Regions from separate parts of the Mus musculus genome. Here all the other regions are linked to region 1. The links are chromatin loops, found by intact Hi-C in ENCODE. Cell type or tissue: left cerebral cortex. All regions are shown on one strand. Links, peaks and the distances in the headings refer to the core of each region. The heading gives the core; the rest is flanking DNA.

Evidence for each region. Peaks named below come from ENCODE experiments on the same cell type or tissue, not always from the same donor. Only the 100,000 strongest peaks of a DNase experiment are listed, where the experiment ranks them.
Region 2: a loop joins it to region 1, with 2.2 times the contacts of the local background. A loop is called at or near these places in 2 of 42 quality-filtered maps.
Region 3: a loop joins it to region 1, with 2.9 times the contacts of the local background. A loop is called at or near these places in 4 of 42 quality-filtered maps.

The regions. Positions count from the first base shown.
Region 1 is chr13:111,410,106-111,416,913 of GRCm38, forward strand. No RefSeq gene overlaps it. Among named protein-coding and RNA genes, the nearest start is that of Gpbp1, 77 kb to the right of the region's middle. In left cerebral cortex, for the core only: a CTCF peak has its summit at 3,259 (motif pointing left); DNase peaks (open chromatin) are centred at 2,856 and 3,247.
Region 2 is chr13:111,141,716-111,148,523 of GRCm38, forward strand. No RefSeq gene overlaps it. Among named protein-coding and RNA genes, the nearest start is that of 3110015C05Rik, 84 kb to the right of the region's middle. In left cerebral cortex, for the core only: no CTCF peak of the experiment used is centred there; a DNase peak (open chromatin) is centred at 3,199; H3K27ac peaks cover 1,482 bases.
Region 3 is chr13:110,867,957-110,874,764 of GRCm38, forward strand. No RefSeq gene overlaps it. Among named protein-coding and RNA genes, the nearest start is that of Gm38397, 32 kb to the right of the region's middle. In left cerebral cortex, for the core only: no CTCF peak of the experiment used is centred there; a DNase peak (open chromatin) is centred at 4,097.

The DNA.
Region 1 (6,808 bases), core at 1,074-6,073:
AACGGGAATACTAGCAATGATCTAGCATGGATATTCGTGTCTTGGGAGCAAACCCCAGTTACACTTCTCCCTGCCACAAATCTATACCACAGACCAACACTAAGAAAAATATAATTTAGTAGAAGAAGGTGAAGTCTGGGATCTACTTCAAATCTGATTCAGGGGCACAATTTTCCTTAAGAGACACTCTCTAGAATGACTTCGTTTTATAAGTGAGGGAGGAGAGGTTACGGAACTCACTCAAGGTTGCATAACTCATGAGAGACCGCCATCATAACCCAGTGCTCCAAGCTCAGTTGGCACCTCTATTAGATGTTTTTACCAGAATATATCACCCAGTACCAACCATGTGAGTCCCGGAGACAGAGCTCCACTCTCTGCCAGCAGTGACCACACTCAGCCATCATATACAGCCAAATGTGGCACGTCTTTTCTCCCACAACTTAGACGGGGGAATCAGAAGCGGCAACTGAGAAGATATCCTGGCTTATCAGTCCCATCTTAAGCAGAGGAAACAGGATTAGAATGAAGCACCGAGCCAAATCCAGCACAGCTTTCTGACTGTCCAGTGCATCCTTCGAGACACTACAGGGTCATCCCTATGAGCACGCTCACAGGACCCCACCCCACCCCACCCCCCAGGGTTTACAATCCGTAACAGAGAGAGAGAGAGAGGCTGCCTCTCCCCAGAAGACTCAGTATGTCCTAAGAGGACCAAAGTTAGCAGTCTTTGAAAATGAACTGAGAGAGGTCCCTGCAGAAACACTACCTACAAGTGTGTGTGCTTGGAAAGCAAATCATGGAGCCAGGGAGGTGATGTGGAGGAAAACACAAAGCAAGCACAAAGATTTGAGTGAGGCTGGGTGCAGAGAAGCATCTTGAATATCAGGGCAGCTCTTTCTTGACGCTAGTCAGCAAACACCTCCTCTTTTACAGGAAAACAGCTTTGGAGCTCGAATGAATTTTTGCCGACAGTGTTTTGCCGCCCTCTAGTGTTCGATTTTTAATTTTAAAAAGGCATTTAACACACCTGGATTAACGTGGCCTTTCATCCCTTCCAGTCTCCTGGAAGTTAATGGTTTTTGGACTGTCATTGCACTAGGCAGATTGAATCACAAACGTCAGTTAAAGACACAAGTTTCGTTGCTGTTTACTAACACAGGATCTTAGTATATAGCTCAGCCTGGCCTTGATCTCACTATCTTCCTTCCTCATCCTCCCAAATGGAACATGCATGCACGATCATGCCTGGTGCATGTTATAATAGACTCTTATGAAAATGTAACATACACATATGAGTGAACATTGTGAACAATAAATATGCTGTACAGTTAAAAAGAAAGCTAGGGTGCTTTCATTTTGTTTTTCTTCACCAAAAATACTGCAAATATTTGAGAAGACAGACATGTTTGTCATCATGTAAACGTCACATAAAATGTACATTTATCAAGACATCATGTGGTACTGATAAATATGTAAAGATGTGTATACCAATTTTAAAATAATACTTCTAAAAATCTAATACTTACCTGACAACTTCTTAGCACATAAATGTCCTTTCTGGGTATAGAATTTCAGTTATGTGCTATGCGTGCATTCTTGAGATCTCATGTGCAATAAAAAGGATGGCCACAACACATAGCCCTGTATTATTCAGTTTAAAAGGAAATTTTTACAAACGTTCTTTCTGCCTCTCCCTCAGATACCACCCACTAAACTGGGTTGCTTGAGTCCCACAAGCAAGGAGGAAACTCGAAAGACCACATGATAAAGCCAGGCTGTAAGTCACTATCTGGGTTACTCTAATATAGTTTAAGAAGAAAGTAACGCTATGCCTGAGAGAAGTCTTCAGTGCTCCGGTGATTTCCCAACCAGATCAGGCATCTGGAGACTAGTGTTTTATGTATAGAACCTTGACCCCAGAGCTTTTGAAAAAGTAGCATCAAGATATATATAAAAGAGAGGCGAGTGCGAGGCGATGTTTCCTGCCATGATGATAATAGATTAAACCATTATCTGAAATGCAAGCCATTTTTTTTTAAGTAAGAATTGTTGTGGCCATGGTTTCCTCTTCCGAGCTATTGAAACCCAAACAAGGACAGGGTATACTTGGACTTGGACGAAGAACCATCAATGAGAAGAGGATGCTAGGTAGGGGACACCAAGGAAAGGGGCGCATGCTGCACACATGCCCCAAGGTCCTAGCGCTCAACCTTCTTCTGTGCTCTCTCATCAAACAACACACAGCCTGCCCCGTGAATTAGCTAACAGCAAAGTTATAGAAGGGATGAGGATGGAGAGCGTAAGACAACCTTGTCTGCCATCATGCCACTGTGGACTGCTGCCCGCCCTGCACTTATGATCACTCTTGGTAACCAGTAGTCAGTGTCTGCTGATAGATATATATACCAATGATCAATACACCACCTCTGTGGAACAGAGGTAGGACTCCTGAATTCCTATTTGAAAGTTTTGTGTGTGTGTGCATGTGTGTATATATATATATGTGTATATATATATATATATATATATATATATGTATATGTATATATATGTATATATATATTAAAGAATTATTACATTTGTTAAAGGACTTGTCATATATGGCAGGATTTATTTTTAAAACTGCCTTACAGAGGTGGACATTCATTGAAGTGGGGCGGCTAAGGATCTAGTGGGAAAGAAAGGTGTCATTCACCAAGACTCTTTGGTACCTTTTTTTTCCCCCAGAGAGTGGGATGGAGTGGAGTGGGGGGACATAGTTTCTCTGTGTAGCCCTGGCTGTACTAGAACTTGATCCATAGACCAGGCTGGCCTCAAACTTGACATCCACCTGTCTTTGCCTCCTGAGTGCTGGGATTAAAGGCATTCACCGCCACCACCAGGCCCTTCGGTACATTTTTAAATGTGTGTTTTGTTGTCAAATTACTTTTAAAAAATACATGTTTTTCCCCAAGGCAAAGTAAAGTCAGTGTCTAAAATGTCTGATTCTGGACCCTGGAATTGGAGAGAATGTGGAGGAGGGAAGCTATCTACTGAATCATTTAGTAGTTTGGTGGCCTTGTTTTTGTATGTAAAAAGCATTTCTTTCATAACTCTTGGGATTCTTGCAACAAGATACCTGTACAATTCTATGCATATATTAGCCTCACTTCCGTCAGAAAAATTAAAGCCATGATACTTTCTGGATACAAAGTTTAAACATTATCATGTGTGCTGTGCGAGTAGACATCAACAGCTCTTTGGCCCCCTCTGCTGGTCACTGAGATATATACCTGTGAAAATGATCTTCGAATATATTTGACATTTGTTGTCATGTCAGAAAAGGAATTATTTCCATTTCTGTGAGTCCAAAGAGCCTTTCTCCTTGGCCGATAATTTCACAAAGATCAAAGATATGTGTTTCTAAATGCTTCATCTGTATACAGAATACCAAGTAGAAATTTGCTAATCCCAGCACTCGGGAGGCAGAGGCAGGCAGATTTCTGAGTTCGAGGCCAGCCTGGTCTACAGAGTGAGTTCCAGGACAGTCAGGGCTACACAGAGAAACCCTGTCTCGAAGGAAAAAAAAGAAAGAAATTTGCTTCTGACTTTTGCTTGCTTTTCAGGTAGATTCGAGGAGCTACAGACAGAAACACTGGAGATTCATGAGTAGTCACAGTCTAAAGTTACTGATCGCTGGGCAGTGGTGGCACACGTCTTTAATCCCAGCACTGGGAGGCAAAGGCAAGCAGATCTCTGAGTTCAAGGCCAGCCTGGTCTATAAGGTAAGTTCCAGGACAGCCAAGGTTACACAGAGAAACCCTTATCTTGAAAAGCCAAAATAAACAAGCAAAAGAACAACAAAAAACCCAACAGTCTAAACCTTCCCCAACTCCTGTTCAGGAGAGGATTGTTCTGGAAGAGAGCCAGTACTAGCGAGAATCTACAAACATTAGGTACTAGATACTATTCTTGTGTATCTGGTGGGCATAGATAATTCCAGGGTACCCTATGGATTGTCACTATTTTGGATTACAAATGCAATATACAATTGCCTTTAAAGCTATACAACACTTTATTGTTTGTAAATTTTTAAAATCTCCTCCAGTCAGGTAGAGCACATGCATGTATCCAAGAACCTGTGAGGAAGCCGGAAGATTGTGAGTTCGAAGAGAACCTGGCTACACTGACTAACTCTGTGGTAAAATTCTGACGTGCAAGCAGTTCACATTCTACCGCTCATAGCAAGCCGAGCGTGACAGCACAAATGTGTAAGCCTGTTTCTTAGTTAGGGTTCTATTACTGTGAAGAGATACTACGACCAAGGCAACTCTTATAAAAAGAAAGCATTTCATTGGAGCTGACTTACAGTTTCAGAGGTTCAGTCTATTATCATCATGGCAGGAAGTATGGCAGCATGCAGGCAGACTTGGTGCTGGAGGAGCTAAGCGTTCTACATCATGATCCAAAGACAGCCCAGGAAGAAACTGTCTTCTACAACCAATCAAGAAGAGGCTCTCTTCCACACTGAGTGGAGCTGAGCATAGGAAGAGATCTCAAAGCTCCCCCTGAGAGCAACACATGTCCTCAAACAAGGCCATGCCTCCTAATAGTGCCACTCTCCGTGGGCCAAGCATTCAAATACATGAGTCTATCACCACCAAACCTATCCAAACCACCACAACTGAGTACCAGTGAGTGGAGACTGGAAGATGCCTGTGTTTGCTGGCCAGTTAGTCCAGCCAATCACTGAGTTCCAGATTCAGTATAAAGAGTCCCTGTGTGGTGGTTTCAGACCCTATCAGGTAACATGAAAAGCACCACACACACTACATACATAGGCTCATATATTTGAATGTTTGATCTCTAATTTGTAGAAATGTTTTGAGAAGAGTTAGGAGGTATGGGCTTATTGGAGGGGTTTTGTCACTGGGGACAGGAGGGAGGTGAGCTTTGAAGTTTCGAAAGCCCACGCCAGGCTCATTCTGTCTTTCCTCCAACTTGCAGATAAGATCTACTGCCCAAGCACCATGCCTGCCTGCCTGCCTGCCTGCCTGCCTGCCTGCCTGCCTGCCTGCCTGCCTGCCTGCCTGCCTGCCGCCACGTTTTCCACTGGTCATGGACTCACCCTCTGAAACTATAAGCAAGTCCCCAATTAAATACTTTAATTAGTAAGTTGCCTTTGTCGTGATGTCTCTTCAGAGCAATAGAACAGTAACTGAGACCCCCTACCCCAAAAACAACAACAACAACAAAACAAGATAAAAAAGTAATAAAGAAAGACACCTGGCATTGGTCTCTACCCTCCACAAGTGCATATAGGAAGCATAAACCTGTATGTATTGTATACACACACAGAAGTAAAATAAAAATTTTAAAACTTCCTTTGGATTATGAAACAAAACATATATTTGTACATTCTTTTAAAGGCATTTCCACAAAATTAAATAAAGGCAACTCCTTAGAATCTATTTTTAAAATCGTCTTTAACTTTTTATTCTCTGTGACCCAAAAATAATACATTTTACCTCTGTGAGTTTCTCTACCAAGGGATAGGCTGGTAAGATGGTTCAGTGGAGAAAGATACCTACCCAAGCTTGATGGCCTGACGTCAATCCTCAAGACCTACTAATGGAAAAAAAGAACTAACTTCTCTTGGTCCTCTGACATCCACAAATGCACAATGTTGCACACACCACACAGACACACACCCATACACAAACACATAAATAAGTAGAGAAATACAACAGGGAAAATTAAGAAGCTTTGGAGCAGAAAAGTATCTTATAGAAGGACCCTTACTACATGGTTCCAAACATTGTTACATGTATAAAAATCTCTTCCTGTACAGATAAAGCTACATAAATGGACAGAAAACATGAGGAAGGCTACATGTTCCATTAGGAATAATAGATGGAGATAGGATTACGAGTGTCAATCAAGGGACCAACTTTGCCTCTGTCTTTGTCAGTGTTCTATTGCTTTGAAGAGACACCATGACCATGGGGACCTTTATGAAAGAAATCATTTAATCGGGGCTTTCCTACAGTTTCAGAACTTGGTACTCAGTTGTGGTGGTTGGAATAGGTTTGGTAGTCTATTATCATAGTGAGAAGCATGGCAGCACACGGGAAGACATAGTGTCTACAGAGAACTACGGAGAGGTCGGCATCAGGATCCACTGGCAGCAGGATGAGAAGACACTGGGACTGGCTTGGGAACTCAAAGTCCACCCCCAGTGACACTTCCTTCATCCAGGCCACACCTCCTAATCCCTTCCAATAGCGTAACTCTCTGGTAACCAAGCATTCACATCTGAGCCTGTAGTGACTATTCTCATTCAAGCTACCACGACCTCTAAATTTTATTCACAAGCATAACAGATTTATTACTTGAGTAATTAAAGCTTAGCCAACAATTGTTTTTCTCCTTTCCCGTCCAAGTCCTCTCTTCTTGTTCAGAAACAATTACTTCTTAAGAAGTAGTTTGATAGAACTCTGCACTAAACCCGTCTGGTAGGGGATTGGGGGTGGGTGGGTATGGGGGACTTTTGGTATAGCATTGGAAATGTAAATGAGCTAAATACCTAATAAAAAATGGAAAAAAAAAAGAAGTAGTTTAAAACTTTTGCCATGCTCTGATGTACAGCTTGTGTGCACACAGACTTCTTTACTTTCCTTTTAAATTTCCTTTTAAACTAGCACCATCCCATACCTAATAATCTGCAATTTTCCTTTTTCACTTAATATCTCAAGGGTATCCTCCAGGCAAAAATGTAGAGATCTTCATTTTTTATGTTTTTACAATAGTTCATATTATGCATGTA
Region 2 (6,808 bases), core at 1,030-6,029, 270 kb before region 1:
AAGGACACAAGGGATTTTTCCCTTTAATTCAGTATCTCAAACAACTGTGTTCTACCTATATGACTGACTTGGTTTTCTCTAAGAAATCTTGCAACTCTGGTGAAGGTCACACTTCCCCTTAATGCTTGTTAAGAAGTTTAAGGCCCAAATCATAGTCTACTTTGACAACAACATAGAACAGTGTTTCTCAACCTGGGGGTCTTGATCCCTTTGGGGGTCAAATGACCTTTTCACAGTGGTCACCTTAGATCATGAGAAAACATAGATATTGATTCATAACAGTAGAAAAAATATAGTTATGAAGCAACAACATAATTTTTATGATTGCTCACAACATGAGCAAATGTATTAAGGGTCACAGCATTAGGAAGGTTAAGAACCACTGGCCTAGAACCTTATGCTATGCCCTCTGGTATCTAAACCCACCTTAATACATCAGACCTCATTTTCCCTTTACTTGCACTTCTTACTTCAAATTTACCTTTTTCTTGATCAGACACACTTGTAAAATGTTAAGATCCTTTGCAAACAGGACAGAGCATGAATAAGTGAATGAATAAATCATCAATGATGGATGCTAGAGGCAAGAGGAAATGGAAGAAGAAAGTACCATAAATGACAGGCATCCAAAGATCGAACGCAGTCAGAAGTGAATTCTGCAGTGAATCTATTTCCAGCTAGGTCAGGGGGTTCTTTTGCAGGCCAACAGTGAGACAGAGAGGAAAAGAGACCTTCACTGTATCTTAGAACAGAGATCTGTAAAGTATCCACCCAGCTCCAGGTGATGCTACAGACAGACAAAAAGGAAGAGTGACTGGTGAGACATGTAAAAGTCACAGGCAATGGAAAATCCAAGGTTAAGGATGAAAGTAACAAAAGGAATATATTCAAATGTGGCCCCTGACATTGACTGTGTGCTTATAATATGAATTGTTTCCGTTTTCCCAGAATATGAACACACACACACACACACACACACACACACACACACACGTTCGACACTGCAGATGAAATGGACCTGGGAATGTTTTTTGGATTTTTGTATGCCACTCCCTAACTTAAAACTGAAGTTTATAGACTGGCTTTTAACGTCTAGGCAGAAATAGCCAAGACTCAAGCAGCTGCTCTTCATAAATGATTAGCTGAAGATTTATGACGCCCAGGATATAATCACTACCCAAATTAATGCCATAGACTAAAGGCATCAGGTAACTGATCTACAGACCAAAAATATCCTGACAGCAGGGAGCATAATTGCTTATTTATACAAATGGTCTGTGCACTCAGGCATTCTGTGTAAATAGATCGTTACAGCCATTTCCAAGACATTATAATCCATTAGGTAAATTAGATATGCTTTACAATCCTAATGACACAATCTCAGGACCAAATATCTCCAGAAACATTTATCCAATTCAGCTCTCAGACAAGCCTGGCTCTACATGAGGGCATTCAACTGAGAAAGCTCTGAAGTGCTTCTATTTTGAGAAGAAACAAGTGCAGAATCTCAAGGTTCAAAGTCGAGACCTCATTTCTGCAGCAGAACAATGAGCTGCTCTGCAGAAGCGAGCCCACATTCATACTCACTACATTGTGCCATTTTTACTAACAGCCGTCACACGAGTCTCTGCTTCACCATTCTGTCCCTATGATGTTCTTCTGAATGCTCATAGTAGGTTGCATTTCTCCTTCCTGCTATTATAGCTACTGATTGCCTGACACTGGCCATTCACAGGTGTTCTGTCATCCTTGGTGTCTCTTTGCTGGCTGATTCTCATCATCTTCTACTAGTATCCTTGGTTTTAGACTCTTTTCCATAGTTCATTTAATTCTTGGCAAAAGAGTCTACTTCTCTTCAACAATACAAGTAAATTTGCTCTGTTTTGCCACACTGGAGAAATCAGAAAGAATTAAATCAAGCCCCTGATCAGAATCATTTACATGAAACTCCTCTGCTTATAACCAAGGTGACCTTGAGTGTCTTTGTTCCAACTTGCATGCATTGCTCTCAGCCAGTTCTTATAAGTACTCCTTTTCACCCTGAAAAGTGTCTCGGGTTTGGATAGTAGTTGTATTGTTCAAATATGAAGTAAAGCTGGACGTGGCTGGCTTTTAAATTCTTCCCCATGATGAACAGGCACCTCTCTGACCACAATCAACTGCAAACCCAGGGCTCCAGGAAGTCTTCAGGACCAACTAACTATCTTGCCTCAATTTACTTAGTAGTCTGGAACACCACTCTTTAGATTCACAGAGCCACTGGGCTACAAGACAGCACCCCCTCCCTTCATAATGTTGTTAAGGCCCTTCATAATTTTGCTAGTAAAGAGACTGGGGCTTGACTGGACTATGTCTGAGTCAGACACTGCCATTGTTGTGTCCAAATTCTTGACCTGGGAAATTTTTCAGTTGCAAGAGGCTGTGAATGTGGAAGAGCCCTTTTTTTTCCATTTTTTATTAGGTATTTAGCTCATTTACATTTCCAATGCTATACCAAAAGTCCCCCATACCCACCCACCCCCACTCCCCTACCCACCCACTCCCCCTTTTTGGCCCTGGCATTCCCCTGTACTGGGGCATATAAAGTTTGCGTGTCCAATGGGCCTCTCTTTCCAGTGATGGCCGACTAGGCCATCTTTTGATACATATGCAGCTAGAGTCAAGAGCTCCGGGGTACTGGTTAGTTCATAATGTTGTTCCACCTATAGGGTTGCAGATCCCTTTAGCTCCTTGGGTTCTTTCTCTAGCTCCTCCATTGGGAGCCCTGTGATCCATCCATTAGCTGACTGTGAGCATCCACTTCTGTGTTTGCTAGGCCCCAGCATAGTCTCACAAGAGACAGCTACATCTGGGTCCTTTCGAGAAAATCTTGCTAGTGTATGCAATGGTGTCAGCGTTTGGATGCTGATTATGGGGTGGATCCCTGAATATGGCAGTCTCTACATGGTCCATCCTTTCATCTCAGCTCCAAACTTTGTAACTCCTTCCATGGGTGTTTTGTTCCCACTTCTAAGGAGGGGCATAGTGTCCACACTTCAGTCTTCATACTTCTTGAGTTTCATGTGTTTAGAAAATTGTATCTTATAAGAATAAGTTTTGCATTGAGCTTTGCATTCCTCCCTACCCAACAGCTGTGGACTGCACAGGGTGAAGGGTGCAATCTGTTCTTAGGAAGCTCGGAAGCTAAATGACTCAGAGAGAAATCACACTCACAACCTCGACTTCATTAGCACCACCTGTGCTCTTAAGGAAGGCACCAAAGTACATTTTAAATAAAACACTGAACCAGAGCCTCACACCCAGCTGTTCAAACAAGATTATAAAAGGATCTCTCCTCTTTATCATGCTCTGTCCGCTCTATCATGCTCTGGTTCCTTCTGCAATCCACAGGTTCTGAGGAGGACTTGGTTCTTCATCCTTCAGTTCCTTCTCTATCCAGCTTTCCTCCATTAAATCTTCCCACTAGGAACTGGGAAGGTATGTGCCAGCCCTTCCTGTGTCATTTCAACTAGAAGAGTGATTTTAAAAAATCATTCACCTAAAACAAATTTTCTCGTTGTATTTCTTCCATGAATAGTCACTGCTCAACAGCTACAGCTAACTTTTAGGGAAAAATTGTAAGAAATGGAATGGTCATTTTCATGCACCAACCTGGCTGGGCCCTTGATCCCCCCCACCTGTTCAACCTGACATGAAATCTAGGTGTTTGTCTTAGTTTGGGTTTCATGGCTGTGAAGAGATACTATGACCATGACAACTTTTGTAAAGAACAACATTTAATTGGGGCTGGCTTACAGTTTTAAAGGTTTAGTCTATTATCATCACGATAGAAAGCATGCAGTACATAGGCCAGAATGGTGCTGGAGATGGAGCTGAGATTTCTACATCTTGATCTGAAGGCAGCCAGGATTCCACAGGCATCCAGGAGGCTTCCTTCGGCACTGGGTAGAGTTTAAGCACTAGGAGACAACATAGCCACCCTACACAGTAACATACTTCCTTCAACAAGGTCACACCTATTCCAACAAGACCACACCTCCTAATAGTGCCACTCTCTGTGGGCCAAGCATTCAAATACATGCAACTATGGGGGGCAAACCTATTCAAATCACCACAGTGTTCCTGTGAAGGTGTTCGGCAACTTAAATAAGGAAAGTCTCTAATAGCTGCCTTCATCTGGGCAGCCTCATGAAAACTGTTCAACAGCTTTAAGTGCAGCAGAGACGCTTCCCTGAAGGAGTTCTACCTGGGTCACACAGCTTCACATCATGTCGCAACCATCCTTTGGAGTTTTACAACTTGCCCTCCTCATGTCGACAACTGTATAAACCAGTTCTTTGCAATAAAACTCTCACTGTACAACTCCCACCAATGTGTTGCTTTTTGGGTAAACCTCATACAATAGGTACTGGAGACCCTTGCCGTTGGCTCCTGCTCACTGTAGAATTATACAGCAGAAAATAATGAGATAGGTTTCTATTTGGCACATATTTCTGACCTAGCCAGGTCCCTGCCTTCCAGAATGCATTTACCAATACCAAGACTGATCCTACACCACATCATATAGGTTAGAAATTTGGAGATAGGACCTAAGTATGTTTTTTCTTACACTTCCAGATAGCTCTAAAATGAGCCAAAGTTGGAAGACTTTGAATTGGACTGACTGAAATGAGCCTGCCCTAAATAGTCTGGGTAAGGTTATCTGGCAACCCAGTTACCATTTGTGAATGCTGTCAGCAAGACTCCTAGAAAATTTTAAGAGCAATTGTGGTCTTCTGGTAAGATTTCCAGATTTAGCAAAGAAACACATGGGACATCTAATTAAATTTGAAAAAAAATAGTTAAGCAGAAGAAATTTGAAATGGATCAGTAACTGCTGAGTAGAGAACATTTAGGACATATGGATGGAATCAGCACATGCTTCAAGACAAAATTCTGAACTACAAAAGCTCTGTGTGCACAGGATGCCTGTCGATCCTGTAGTCTGTGGGCATCCTCTGAGCAAGATCTTTCATTCAGTTGGCTTGTTCTACTTTTAATCCTACATGGTCTATCAGAGTTCTATCTGCATGAATCAATACATCTCTCCTGTCCTAAGTGCACAAAAACAGTGGCCAAATCCATGAAGAGCCTGAGGAAAGCAATGTAGCAACACCAGCTAAAGAGTCCGTATGCAATGCTTTGTGAAATGTGGCAGCGTTGTTTCCCTTCTGGGGTCTCTCTCTACTTTTTTCCTCTCCTCAATTCAAGCTCCTAGTCATTCCTGTGTGTTTGTTTGTTTGTTTGTTTGTTTGTTTGTTTGTTTGTTTGTTTTGTTGAGACAAAGTTTCTCTCTGTAGCTCTAGAACTCTCTGTAAACTAGGCAGGCCTGGAACTCACAGAGCTCTGCCTGCTTTTGCCTCCCAAGCTCTGGGATTAAAAGCATGAATCACCACCCACCTCATTCATTCCTAACACAGAATAGGTTGTTGAGTAATGCTCTAGTTCCTTTCTCCCCTTCTTCCTGAAATGGTCCAGCAAGAAAATGCCCTAAACAAAAACAGCCTCTCACAGTAAGGGGTGGGGGTTCTCCAGCCCTTGGAAAGAAACCACACATCCAGTTCAGTGGTTATGCCAGATGTTTCTGTGTTAACAGATCCTAACTTTAGAGTCTTCTAAGTTTGAGCCACTCCTGTTTCTGTACTTTAGTTTTTCATACAAGATATCTACTGTTGTTTTACTGGCCTCCAGTGGGCCAATTAGAACTGGAAAAACTCATTTCCTAGAATGGTACAGTCCATTAGCTAGGATGCACAATCCTGGTAACTCAGCCTCTGAGTTTATTGAGCCTTCCAGATGAAGCTGACCATTGTAATTATCTGAGCCTGTCAAAAGTACAGTAACCTCACCTCACACCTAGAAAATCCAGTCTGTGGAAGAGATTATTTAAACACTTAACCAAGTTTAGAAAACACTGCTTTATACTTTTGATGGCCCTGTTAAAATCGAGATAGGGGCATTGTCGACATTGCAGATGAATAAGAGCGATTTCCACTGAGGAGATGAGATGGGGGTGGGCTGTATAGGTCACCTTAAACCTCCATAAGCTTTTGAGTCTCACCTGTAGAATGGGTGTGTTCTAACAGTTCTTCCAGTTCCAGGATTTCAGGATTCTACACAACACTGACTCCTCAGAATCTTGGAAGTTTTAAGAGCCCAGTAAAGGAGAAGCAAATAAAGCTTTATTGGAAAGAATGCTTTAAGTTGGGGGATCTTGGTTTTGTAGAAACAACAAGCATTAGGGTTAGGTTCAGTGACATTTGGTAATTGTACTTTGGATCGATCCCTTTATCTTCTCCTATAAAAATGATTAGAGTTAGGCATGGTGACACATACGTACAATCTCAAAGTGGGAAAACTATGGCAAGAGGATGTCTAGCTTGAGGGCAGGGGAACAATTTAAATATCTCTCAAAGGTAATTTAGAAGGTTTGTGGACAAATGGTAAAAAGAAAAGCCAACAAATATCAATTTAAATTATAGCTTTTCCATATTGCTCAGAATAATTTTAACTGATTTGTGATGATGAATTTTTTGGTTATGTTCAACAAAGGGAAGAGATGCCTTAAGTCTCTCCTAAGACCATATGCTAAAATGCTGTAATGGAGGGAGGCCCAGGGAACAATGGAGTACACAAGAAAATCTTTAAAATGTGTGTAGGTCAGGAAGAGCCTTACAGAGCAATGACTTCTAAGGAGGATACAAAATGTGGGTTGCAAAGTGTTTCTCAAAATGTGAACACAGACCAGCTGGAGCACTGAGACCATCTT
Region 3 (6,808 bases), core at 1,081-6,080, 540 kb before region 1:
GAAATGAATAGATTTTCACAAACAGCAGCAACAGTGATCACCATGCAGTTTTAGGCTTGGGAAAGTGGTGGTACTCCTAGGGTCTCCCCCCTCAGTCTCTGTAATAGGTAATACTACATGTAATATGCTGGTGTCCCCTGTGGTAACGTGTAATACACAAGGTTGTCAATGGAAGTCTTTTGACCCCAGTGTCTGAGGTGTCTGGTTCCGCACAAGTCTTAGCAAACATTCAGAATTATATTTATAATTAATACATGAGTATAATCCAGTGGTGTACTTTCAAAAACAATTCTATTCATTTTAATAAGTAATCTTCAGAGGAACTTTGTTGAACTTTTCATACTAGGTTTGAGATTAATCCTGCATTGGCAGACTGTAAAGCTAGAAATCAAAGAGAATAAGTCGAATATTTAACATTTAGTGGGATGAGAAGGTAATTGAAAAACAAAAGTTCCAAGATCAACCCCCAACCTATTTTAAAACTTGAATTCTACCTCTTCCTCAACAACTCTCTGCTATACCTATTTTACACATAAGGAAAGGTTAAGACATTTTAAGAAGCAACAATGGGCTTCTAATCCATGTAGCTAAGACATCAAACAGGTGGCCTAGATCTGATGGGATATATTCTTACAAAGAAGAAGAGTTCAGAACATAAGAATGAAGTAAGTTTGGGTGGAATGAAGAGGCTACAGATGAACTACAATTGAAAGCAAAAAGAAATATGGGGCATGATGTATAGCAGCCTACTGTTTGGCATTCTGGATTCAGTTTAGGAGTTGCCCCACCCTGGAGCTATGCCATTGCTTATAGTCTCAACAGTTGATGCTTCTACTGTGCCTCAGTGACCATCAGTTGTACTTTCAAAGGGAAAAGATTTGTTCCTCCACAAGTACAAATGTGTGTCTTCGTGCTATGTATGGGTAGAGCTGTCCCTTTAGGGAAGATACCTCCGTAGTTGACTCTAGACCGGGCCATTTTGTGCTCAGATTCCACAGCTCTCAAGGAGCAGAAAGCCCTAGCTTCTAACATCAAGATCCTCCCAGATCTTAGCTGTCAGGTGCTCCTTTGCTCTCTTACAACTCTCCTCCACTCCATGTACCAAAACCAGGGGCCTTGCCACTTTTTGCCTATCTTTCTCTATGTATCATTGACTGTCACTGTATATCCACCCGGGTAATCTGATATCCTATGAATGACTTCCTTACCCCACTGAAAATCTCCACCTATACCTTCTGCCCCTCCCACAGCCTTCCATTCCATAGCCTTCTACCTTACTTACTATTCTTGCTCTACAACAAGGCACTTATATTGATCATTAGCTCTTCTTTATAGGAAAGCAGTCTCTACAAAGGAAGACACTGGTCTCAAATGGCTCCTGGCATACAAGAAGTTTTTCAGAAATTTTCAATGAGTAGCTGGGTGAGTGGAAGAGACTGACATTGGGTTCTGAAGTGGAAAGAAGCAGACAGGGCTGCAGGGTACCATCTTTGTACCTCTGGTGGTTGTACCCAGCAAGGAAAACCTTTCTAGGATCTGACCAGAGCTTTGGAAAACAAGGCAGACCTTCCTGGTTCAGATGAGGCAGGAGCGTGAGGGGTATGTGGCTTGTGGAAACTTCCTTGGGAAATCTGATTCCTCCACACAGATGGGCTGTCCTGGAGGAGAGGAATTTGCTTGCTCATTCCAATGAAGCTGGCACTTCCACACTTCATATGTGTCTGCTGAAAGCCATGCTGGTTCTGACCAATCCCTAGCTGCACTTGGGAGTGACATCATGGAACACGTGGGCAGAGCTAGAGCATGTTTGCGGTACCTCAGGTTCCTTAGAGCCCAGGGCGGCAGCTTCGGGGATAAAGCACCTCTGCTGGCATGGACATTAAAACAGGATACAGGGAAGCTGCTAAAAGCTATGTGCTCCACCCCTTCCCAGATAAATCACAGAGGCATACACCTACAAGGACCTTTGAAAGCTGGCATCTTCCCATCCAGCCACATAAACCAGCTCTGTTCCTTGGAGGTCTTCTGGCAGGTATCTCAAACCCATATGGTGTGACTTCGGGAGCAATCAGTAGCCATTTTGGATTAATTGATTTCTCTGTAGCAGCTTCTATTTAATTAAATTGAAAGGCAAGGACCTTACAGAGGAAGGTGGGAAACATTAGTGTTAATTGTAAGACTGCTTCCGAATAACTCCATTAACTCATATCCATATGAGGCTCACAGTCTAGTCTCAAATACACAAGAAAGTGTGCTCTTTGGTTGGTGATTCAGACTCTGAGAGCCCCCAAGGGTCCAGGTTAATTGACGATGTTAGTCTTCCTGTGGATTTCCTATCCCCTTGAGGGGGAGCTATCCCAAAAGCTATTGCCTGTGCACTGGATGTGTACTTCTAGCTGGGCTGCCTTATCTGGCCTTGGTGGTAGAGGAAGTTCCTAGCCTCCAGCCTCTTAAAGACTTGAATTGCCAGTGTGCATGAATACCTGGGGGCTGGGAGGAGGCACTGGCTCAGAGGAGAAGATGGGGGAAGGATTGTAGGAGGAGGAGACTGGGAGGAGAGCAATGGGCTGGAGGTAAAGTGAATAAATAAAAAAATTAATTTAATTTAATTTTTAAAAAATGAATGTTTGGTTTTCATGCTTAAAGGCATGCTATAAAGGGCAAGGAACTTTCCAAGTTTTTATACTGTTGTGCTCCAAGTACTGGTGGATTATCTCCTAGATATCATTTGCTTCTTAAAGTGTGCCCTGGTGCCTTGGTCCTTGGTACATACTTGCACTGGAGGACATTTTAATTATTACTTTTTCTGTGTCCCCTAGAAGTGTAAGTATCCAAAAAGTATACCTGGGATAACTGGTCTATTGGATCTTATGTGCGAACAATTGAGACTCTTTTACCCTCCTCTCCCACCAGCACCTAGTGTGGAAGCTAACAAAGCCAAAATGCTCAGTAGTTTTCTTTGCTCACTTAGCACTTAAGGGCTGTTAGATTTCAAGTACATAAAGAAATAGGACAGACACAGCCTCATTCCTCCTTCTTCTCAAAAGTCCCAACTCAGGGGCGGAATGTGGATGACAATTAGACAGTTATTCAATTACCAAAAAGGAAATATGAGATGGACTCACGAAGTATAAAGGAAAGCACATAAGTGCTACCGATCTGTCACGGCTCCCAGAAGAGATGATGTAGGTACTAAGACTTAAAATACAAGTCAGCAGTCCACCCTAGGAAGAGGTCTGTGGCAAATATTCTAGGTAAAGGGAATAGTAGATAACAAGGTGCAGACCTCCTGGGTAAGGAGGAGTTACAAATCGTAGTGAATGGCCACAATACTAAACACTGAATAATAAGCAGCTGGACCACGTGCCACTGACAGGCCTGCCACTCAAAGTCTCAAAAGCATTCTTTAACTTTATCCTCAGAAAGCGTGACAAGCTTTGAGGCTCTTTACAAAAAGGGCTTAATGAATTGTTCAAAGATTGCCTTTAAGACATTAGGTTTCTCTTTTGAGAAACAAAAGCAAAGAGAGCAAAACGGAGAGAGAGAGAGAGAATTCTCAAAAGAAATCAATAACACAAGTGTCATTAGAAGTTAGGCTTCAAATGGCTTCTCCTTGCAAACCTATTGTATGTCTCTCCCTTAGAATAACTTTGAAATCCCTACATGATCTGTGCACTGTGCCAGCTATAGAGAACAATCAAAGCAGCCAACACATAGCATGAGATTAAAAAAAGGAAGAAGAAAAGAAACCCTTTAAATCTAGGCTCTTGTTTTTGTAGGTTTGGTGTTTGAAATCATAAAGCATCATGCCTAGTATTAAAGAAATATTTCCAAGGAAGTTTTACACTATCAGGGCTTAGAGGGAGGTCAGTGGCTATCTGGGCCATTCATCCATTCAGACTCTACCCAAGATAAATAGAACAATGCCCTAGTTTCAAGTACTTTCATACGGAGACTCAACAATGTCTTTCAGCTCTCACTGCTAGCAGCTTTCTCTGTGAATAAAGAGGACATTTGTACCAAGTTCAAGCCATTTAAATTGCAGCCCAAGGCCCTTTCCACTTAGCTGGACAAAGAGATCAGCAACAAATAAAAAGTGCATATTCTATCAGCAATGAGGACTTTAAATCCAATCCCAGAGGCTTCATTCAGAAGGCTGCTGATGAATGAGCTTGGGTATCTCGGATCTTCAGCTCCTAGCTAGCAGGAGACACATCTGTCATGAATGGGGTAGAGGGAGGAAGGGCTTTCCTGCAAGCTCCTGCCTTGGAAATTACACTCACTAAAAAATGGGAATGGAAATGACCGTCCACCTCTCTCGTTGGTTCCTAAAGAAGACAGTACCACACGAGGGATGTAGCAGAAGAAACAGGAAAACGTCTTGATGTTGAAGCAAGGTATCTGTGATGCTTTGCATGGGTATGTCTGAATTCACTTAAAATTTTAGGTTTGCTTGTTCACATGTGTGCCTGTATGTTGAGTCCTTTGGGCTGCCATGACAAATCACCACAAGTGAAGTGGCTTGTGGCTAGAGCATTTTATTATAAATGGTTCTGAAGCTGGGAAGTTCTGAAGGTTTTGTGTCTGGTGTGAGCCTACTTCCTGGCTCAGAAATGGATATCATTTTCTAAAGTCAACACATGGCAGAAAAAGTAAGAATTTTCCCTGGGGTCTCGTTGATGCGGGCACTAATACCATTCATAAGAGTTCCTTCATTCCATGCCTCAATCATATCCCAAGGGCCCATCTCTAAATACTACCACATTAGAGATTCGGATAAGCATAAGATTCATTTTTCTTTTGGTACTGGGAACTGACACTAATCTTTATGCATGCAGGGCAAATTTTCTACCATTCATTTAATATATGTGTGTGTGTGTGTGTCTGTGTGTGTAGTTATATACTTACATATATATGTATGTGTGTGTGTATATATATGCATACATAGAGAGAGAGTATAATAAACACCTATGTATATATCTCAATGTGTATATATACATGAATAATACATAATCATATATATAAACAATATGCATGTATACACACACACACACACACACACACACACACACACATACACATATATAGATGTGTTTAGTCCGTAGTGTATAAATTTGAGGAGACACATATTGAAGACATACATCTTTATGCACCATCAGTTCTGTGACTGCACATTTACATAATATTGGACACTAAACTATATAACAGTCCTCTAAATGAATGCTGACTAATGCTGAAACAATGTCACTATAAAATGCAAATTGCTTCATGAAGGAGTATATTAATATGAAAATGAGCACCTACTATACCATGTGAGGGAAAGGCTCTGACTTTAAGGACACATAGGGCAGGTGAGGACACAGAGCCGTAAACAGGTAATTACTGTGTTACAAGCTGTAGAACCACCTGTCTACACAAAGAGCTGTGAAGTATGAAGCAGGAAATGAGCAGAAGTGCCTGGGAGGATGGAGGAAGCTGTACAAAAGAGAAACTATTTGCCAGCATCTTTTATCAAACATGAGTAAGAACCCTGAAGACAAATGCATAGAGTCCTGCACATGTATACATGGTTGTATATATCTACACCTCTGTATAGAAACTGTACATTCCATGCATATATGATATATATGATTGGTACCATATGCCACACATATGTATCTAACAAGTATAGAAAAATATATCTATATACATATAATGTTTGGTACTTATTTTTATGTAAATATGTATTTTTCTATCACTACAATTCATACATATATGTAAATGTCTGTGTGTACATATATACCTACATACACACATAATGTACCTATTCCATATGCATTATTTAAATTATATATATTTCACTCTGTATATATATATATATATATATATATATATATATATATATATATAGTCATTTATACATATGTAGGCTTTATATGTATATAGCAATATAGAGAGAAGGGGAGAACTGCAAATATGTAGGAAATTTGACATTAACAATAGATACAGGGAAAACTGATTTATAATGTGTAAGACATTTACTATCAAGTGACATATCTATGCATGCCTGCATAACCAATCTATCTCCATTCCAATTACAGATATATCTATTCTGATGCACTCCAAAGCTCTTAATTATCCCTTATTTCCACTCTACTCCACCCTGAGGAGACAAGTAAAACACGAACAGGGCCCACAGTTGCAGAAATGTTATGTACAAAAATTGTTGGCAAGAAATAAAGCTGTCATGGCTTTAGATTTGTGTACCTATGGGTTACCAGCTAACTGTGTTTGCTTTGAAAGCAGACAATATACCACTGAAATTTTTGCTGAGAGCTCCAATGAACTCTTTGTCGTTTCTCTAATTACCTAAGTTGATTCACATGGTGAGACACAATGTGTTCTTATTTTTAATCGATCTGGAATTAAATTGAACTTTGAAGCTTTCAAGATCCTGTCAAGCTGGTAGAGAGAAACAGAGGTTAAAGAAAGAATCGCCTGATGCAGCCCACAGGTATGTGCAGGGCCAGAGGCCCCTGACTAAGAACAGAATGTCTTAGGTATTCCATTACTGACAAGATTCGGGCCTTGGTGAGTGATAAACAGATAGCAAGTCTATGCCCTCTCCAGAATGGGGACACTGGGACATGTTGTGCAACACACCTCATGGGTTCCAATGCAGCATTTGCACTTGAAAATTTAGTGTCATTCACAGCTGGACAGAAAAGCTACCTTAGTGACAAAACTGGGACAGTAGGCAAATTAGTAACAGTTTGCATTTCAGGTTTCCTAGGACGAGTGCCATCCTCGGCATGACCAAGCAAAAGCC